Linked DNA regions of Mus musculus: region 1 is linked to region 2. Evidence: chromatin contacts called from ENCODE POLR2A ChIA-PET data. All regions are on one chromosome and are shown on one strand. The core of a region is the stretch at or near the end of the contact, and the rest is flanking DNA. Distances in the headings are between cores, read along the strand shown.

What was found. ChIA-PET counts read pairs that join two places held with the same protein, here RNA polymerase II (POLR2A).
Region 1: POLR2A ChIA-PET joins it to region 2 with 11 read pairs in embryonic stem cell. The contact joins the promoter of Zfp874b here to the promoter of Zfp457 in region 2. POLR2A ChIA-PET finds 5 or more read pairs at or near these places in 3 of 5 experiments (Patski and embryonic stem cell).

The regions. Positions count from the first base shown.
Region 1 is chr13:67,482,951-67,486,388 of GRCm38, forward strand. Zfp874b (zinc finger protein 874b) reads right to left here and starts at 1,303. Exons shown (of 4, transcript NM_001076791.2): 1 at 1,191-1,303. The coding sequence starts at 1,196.
Region 2 is chr13:67,304,700-67,307,979 of GRCm38, forward strand. Zfp457 (zinc finger protein 457) reads right to left here and starts at 1,713. Exons shown (of 4, transcript NM_001003666.2): 1 at 1,651-1,713. The coding sequence starts at 1,656.

The DNA of each region.
Region 1 (3,438 bases), core at 53-2,552, 180 kb after region 2:
TTTCTTAGGAAGATTTTAATTAATCCTCCATTGAGAAACAGCTCAAGCCGGGCGTGGTGGCGCACGGCTTTAATCCCAGCACTCGGGAGGCAGAGGCAGGCGGATTTCTGAGTTCGAGGCCAGCCTGGTCTACAAAGTGAGCTCCAGGACAGCCAGGGCTATACAGAGAAACCCTGTCTCGAAAAAACCAAAAAAAAAAAAAAAAAAAAAAAGAGAAACAGCTCAATATCCTTTTAGCAAACATGGGTGTCAAGCTACTTTCAAGTGAGGAACTGAACAGCCTCCATGAGGGATTCCTATTCCAAGTGAATCTTCTTTAAATCCACAATTCATTTCAAAGAAAGTGGGATAAATATCACGTACACCAATGCTCCCTTCAGGACTCTGACCCTGGAACCTAGCAAGTTCTGTCACCTCAAAGCAAGACAAGAATAACTGCATGTGCGATGAATTAAAGACTAGCTCCATTTCCAACTGAGCGTTGTACAACACAGCAACAAAAACAAACAGCAAACAATAGTAACCGGACATGCATTCTGCTTTTTTTAATCTCTCTTAGCTGTGCTTGCTCAGAAAACAAACAAAAAATATAATGCCTTATGAAGCAGACCATCCCAAGTTGAGACAACTGTGTTTTGTGACTTAAAGAATTCCAACCCCTGTCTACCCTTTTGCAGCAGTTCTCAAACTGGCAAAGGAGATTGTGGCTCTAAATAAAGCAGTTTTGTTTCGTTGGTTTGTTTTTTACCTTTTAATTCCTAGTTTTATTTGGTGATCTTTCTCAGTGGTCCTGAACTCCGTAACAGACAGCCATAAAGTACAGAAAGGACCAGATCTCCTCTTATCTAAACATACTGAGCGATCCAGTAACATCCACGTGAGAGTGACCCAGCTAATACTTCCACCAGAAAGCTGGAAAGTGAACGCCCAGAATCACCATGACCAGGCAAAGACCTTCACCCAGCCAACATTGCCTAGGCAATCCTTGAACTTACAAGCTTCTCCATTCCTTGAATTCTGTCGGTCTAAACAGAGGTCAGTCCCACTAACCCCCGCAGCGCCCTCTCACCAGCCCTGTCCAGAAAGCTCCTCCAAATCAGCTCCTCCCAGCTTCCATTCCACCCGGTCCCTGTTCCCTCCGGACCTATGCACCCCGCACAGACCCTGGGGTGACTGAACCCTGGACCAACCTCCATGTCAGAGATCCAACGGGAGAGCACAGCAGGACCAGAGTCTGGCCCAGCTTTGGATAAGAGCCGCACATGCTTACCAAAAGCTGAACTCTTGTTTACCAAAGTACCGATCTGTGACGTCACCGTGCTACAGACTACATTTCCCACAAGTCTGTGCGATGGCGTTGCAGGAGTCTTAGGAGAGTGAGTTGTACTACAAAATGGTCCTGGATTTCTGCATTGATGTCTGTCACCTAGTTAGTGTCGCCTAGTTAAGAAGCATGGAGGCCACGAACTGAGCCCAGTTCTAACGAGCCGAGTGCATTCCTCAGTTTCTGTGGTCCAGCTTAAAGGGGCAGAGGATTTTCTTGGCAAAGTTCTTAATTTCTTCATTTCCGGTGAAATTTACAGCTATTTGAGGAAACTGCCTCAAGGCTTTGGCTTAATACCCAGTACTGCACATACTTAAGTGAGCCGCGTTCTCCTGTATTGACACCCTGTGTGAATATTTGTCAGTGTACTGAGTTACCAAGATGGTAAGAGATAGAGACACTCCAGGATGTGATAAGCTTTAGCAAAAGCCGCCGGGGAATCAGCTTCTGATGGACTGACAGCCAATGTGTCGGGTTTACCAGGATTGTTTTATAACTGAGGTTATGCTAAGCTTTTGATATTCCCAAAGAAGACAATGCCATGGATTTTAGGTAACAATCACGGATTATTTACAGGAGATCACCACAAGGCTTAAGCGCCATCACTCTGGATGCCCTGTGCAATGGCTCTTCTAGAAATCAACTACAAGCCGTACACAGATCACAAGCCACTGCAGGAAATCGTTTTCATGTGAATATTGGAATCCATTCGTGTCGGAGGTTAGTCAAGAGAAACAGACTAAATCATCGAACAATTTTATTTATTTATTTAGATTTTTCGAGACAGGGTTTCTCTGTTTAGACCTGGCTGTCCTGGAACTCACTTTGTAGACCAGGCTGGCCTCAAACTCAGAAATCTGCCTGCCTCTGCCTCCGGAGTATCGAACAATTTTAAAGTCCTCCTCTCTGTTGTTTATCAGTAAAGATCGCCCAGATCCATCGCAGATCCTTTGTCCATATTTTCAACCTTTAGCTTATGTAAGTGTTGTGGGTTGTCCTGATGTTGTTTGAATTTTCATGTTAATTCTGCATCCTCAAGAGGGGTGGCCCCCGGGAGAGTGGTGGATCAAGTACTCAGGTGCTCTCCTGTGAATCTTCTCCCCATTTACTGGTCAATAAAAGCAAAAGCCTGTGATTGGGCCGTGGAGAGGAAAGGTGAGAGAGGAGATCTTGGAGAGCGAGAGATGGGGAGGGAGAGATGACAGGAGAGGAGGAAGCAGCAGCTAAGATGGAGCTGAACCACGTGACCAGGAGAAACTGCAGATAACCAACGGTCTCCTAGCTGGGGATAAGTTAGTATAGTTCTGCCAATCTAGGTTTATTGCTTATAAATATAATAACTGGATTGTATGTGTTTTTGTACGGGACTATTGGAGTTGAAGATTACTGTTACATGTAAGAAAGTTAGTTTTAGTGAGTCTCAGAAATATTTCTCTTAGTTACTGTACCTCACTTTGGAACTTGGCCTTTACATGAACCTGATGAACAGAAGTCTGTAAGATTCTCTGAATAATCTGAAGCACAAAGTGGAACTCAGTGATTTTGCTTCATATGGATCTGATTTGCGTTTGCTTACTCCTCAGCCATCTACTTATCTTTCACATTTACATGTATTCTTGTGTTCAAAACCATGTTTTACGGCATGTATGGCCAGCAAGCTTCCATAATAGTTCATTTCCTGTCCCTGGCCATCTTGTTTGCAATCTTAATTTCTCTAAGTATTTTATACATTGTTTAATTAATACCCATAAATACACTGTTCAACAGCCTCACTCTTGTTTCTGACTTTCCATAATATTAGTCATCATAGAACTAGGGAAAAAAATACAATGACACATAAAAGAACAGAGATTAAAAAAGCAACGACAGAGAAATGACATTTGAGATATATCTTAGCCGGGCAGTGGTGGCACATGCCTTTAATCCCAGCACTTGGGAGGCAGAGGCAGGTAGATTTCTGAGTTCGAGGCCAGTCTGGTCTAGAGTGAGCTCCAGGACAGGTAGGGCTATACAGAGAAACCCTGTCTCAAAAAAAAAAAAAAAAATATATATATATATATATATATATATATATATATATATATATATATATATATATATATATATATATAATC
Region 2 (3,280 bases), core at 463-2,962:
CTAAAATCTGTGTGTATTCTGTGAATGCAAAACTCTTGTAAGGAGTCTGTGGGTGCAGAGTCTGATGGCCCACGTGTAAGTTCACCGAGGGGCAGAGCCTGGAATTCTGCAGGTTCAGGGTTAGCTGTCTTACCTTGGGCTGGTTTTACCTTCAGGGTCAGTCCTTGCCTCACTCTATAGTGGACCACATAGCTTATGACAATAGATAAAAACCTCCCAGAATCCACTGACAAGGGAGAACATAAGTTTCTATGAATCCAAAAGCTAAAATCTCAGCAGATGGTATCTTAGGTGAATAGAATATCTCCCATATATCGTAGTACATGCTTCTATCGACTCACACCAAAGTATTTTAAATTTTCCTTGGTTAATGACATTCTTTGTTCTGTAAAACCATGAAACTGATTCCATGTTGGAGCATAGAATTTGGATTAAAGTAAATCTGTGTTCTCAGATCAAGGCTATTCAAATGGCTCTGGACTAAACTATTCTCTTAACCCTTCAGGAGGAGAACTATGCATAGACAGGAACCTATGTGAAAAATCATTAGACCCCAAATGTATAACAGCTTTCCAAATTTATATTCCAGCTGTTCCAAAGCAGTTGAAAAACTTGGGGAATTCTTCCTAAAACTATTAAAGGTGCCTCAGTAAACCTGAATGTCACATTGAGGGACAGAAAATTTAATATTTAAGACAGTTAAATTTAGGACAGTTCAGACGCTGCTGACAATGTGAAGAGACAGAAGAAAATCATGTGATAAGAAAACATAGTACAATGTACAGAGCCTGGCAGATTAGAGAGCAATGTACAGAGCCTGGCAGATTAGAGAACAATTTACAGAGCCTGGCAGATGAGCAGAGCCATTTTCCTCTTCCCTTTCAGACTTTCCAGCCCCACCCAGCAATCTCTCATCACACCAAGTCGTCTCTCATCTGAAAAGAAGTCCAAATTTGGACAGAACACATACTCAGAACCGTTGAGGTACTGCTGTCTAGCGATTTTAATTTGATGTGCAAAATCCATAATTATCTGGATTGGGCAAACATAGGTTCATACCAATTACAAGATTATTCTGTGGCTACATAGCCATGTATTGTGATGATTCAAGTCACAGAGATGTCTATTGGAAATTCCCACTCTAACCAAGGCATCCATAAATCTAACAATTCATTCCAAAGGAAAAGTAACTAACAACCCACACAACAATCACCGTCACAGGACTCTCTGTCCCTAGACACTAGGACCTTTGGGAAGCTGTGTGAGCTCAAACCAGGAGTAATCTCTAGGACATAAAGTATATGGGGCGCTAGATGTCCACGTGTTCTGTATGTCCTAAGAATCTGACAACCACCACAGGAGAACCCGTCAGCTAGGCAGAGCACGTTTCCCCAGCAAAGATGCGTGAGCTCCCGTCAGCATCTCAGGCACAGGCAGTGAGCAGACCCTGCCTGCCCTTGCCATCCTGCTGTTTCCAACCTTCTCCTCTTCAAACCTGTGCCCAGGGACAGTGGCCCAGCCTAGGTCAGCACAGCACCTCAAGGTCAGCAGCTTCCTGTCTCACAAGCCCAAGTTGGCACTCTCTGTGCCCTATCCGCCACCCTGCACAGTCCTTCAGATCTGCAAGATGGTGCTGTTCCCTGCACCAACCTCCATGGCAGAAATCCAAATGCAGCGCTCAACAGGACAGCTGCACAAATTTGAGAAGAAGCGAAGTTTGAAGAAAGAATACGGAATTTTGTTGCTGACAGCTCTTTCTGATGACGTCACAGGCGATGGGACTACATTTCCCACAAGTCAGTTGGAAGGACTTCCGGGAACCCACTGAAGAGCTTTTGTACACTGCCTGGATTACAGTCCACTGAGAGCAGCTGCACATGGGCATGCACATGGAATTTGGGCTCTTTTAAAATCCTTGGTCATGGCACGAAATGTTTGCCTGTAAGATGAGCCTTTCACAGTAATCACGTTCATCACGTTTCCATGTTATCTCTGCTACAACTCTGATCTATGTATAGAATCATTCACGAATGAAAAATTCATGCTTTCATGATCTGCTTTATTTAAGAATGTGGAAGCAGGAAGTTAATGTAGGAGTGAGCATTATCTCTTTACGATTCTATTGAAACCATCTTAGTCGCTTAAGATAGAAGAATTGGAGATCAAATCTAGTCACCAGCAGATGTTTTCTTAGTACAGGCTTTCCTGTCTCCCAAGGGGAGGGGCAGAGTTCCTGGGATCACAATGGTGTGTGTACTGACTGTCGAGCCATTGTGCACTTACAGGATTTCCCTTTGCCTTAGGTTTGATGTTTCTTATTGATTTTCCTGTCTCTGCACTGATCCTGTCATCGGTCATATTTGAAAATATTTGAACATTAGTGTTATCTGTCTTGAACTTCCCTCCCTTCTAAATAGAACACTTGAGTGTTTTCTCCTTGAATACAAAGGTATCAGATATATGTTCATATTACTGTCAAATAAGTCACTGTAATAAAGAAGTTACACTGGAAACATGCAGGATTGAGAATCCCTACCTTTTCATGGGAAGGTTTATTCCTGTGTAGTTCATACTTGAGTCAAAGTTACAAACTCCATTACAGAAAAGGCTTCATACTTCCCGGAATCCTAATGATCCAAAAGGAACCCGTTTCAGCGCAAAGACTGTGCAGAGTCCCTATTCTTTTTCAGGAGTATGTTTATCCAGAGATGCAGATCATTTGCTCACTCAGAGAAACTAGAGGCAAGGAGCAGTACGTGTGTGTACCTGTGCTTGATTGGCAAGCATCATGACTGGTCTGTCCTCCTCCTGAATGCTGCAGTGAAGGGCATTGTCAGAAGCCACAAAAGTTATTATTTCTCAGCATAGCTAGTTTTCCAATATGTGTTATGTGTTGAGGTCTGGTCTGTTGCTATGTATGTAATGCTAAATTCTATACCCGAAGATCTAAGCCTACCACAGACTTCTCACATTTACAAGGTTCTGTTGTGCAAACCTTGTTCCTTGATTTAATACTATTAGTTAAATCAAATTGGCTACAGCCAATTACTGGAGAAATTACAGGTAGGTGGGTTTTGAGTTACCTGGTAGAGGGTCGAGAAGAGAGAGAGAAGGAAGAGAGACCAGGAAAAGGAGGAAGAATGGGGAAAGAGGACAAAGATGCCATGTCTCAAAGATGAGACATGGCCATGAGAAACAGCAAGTATCTGGGGTATACCATCGGGAAGAAAGGAGGACACCAGGATAGCAGTTAGAAGAATAAATGAGGGCTGCCCTCCCC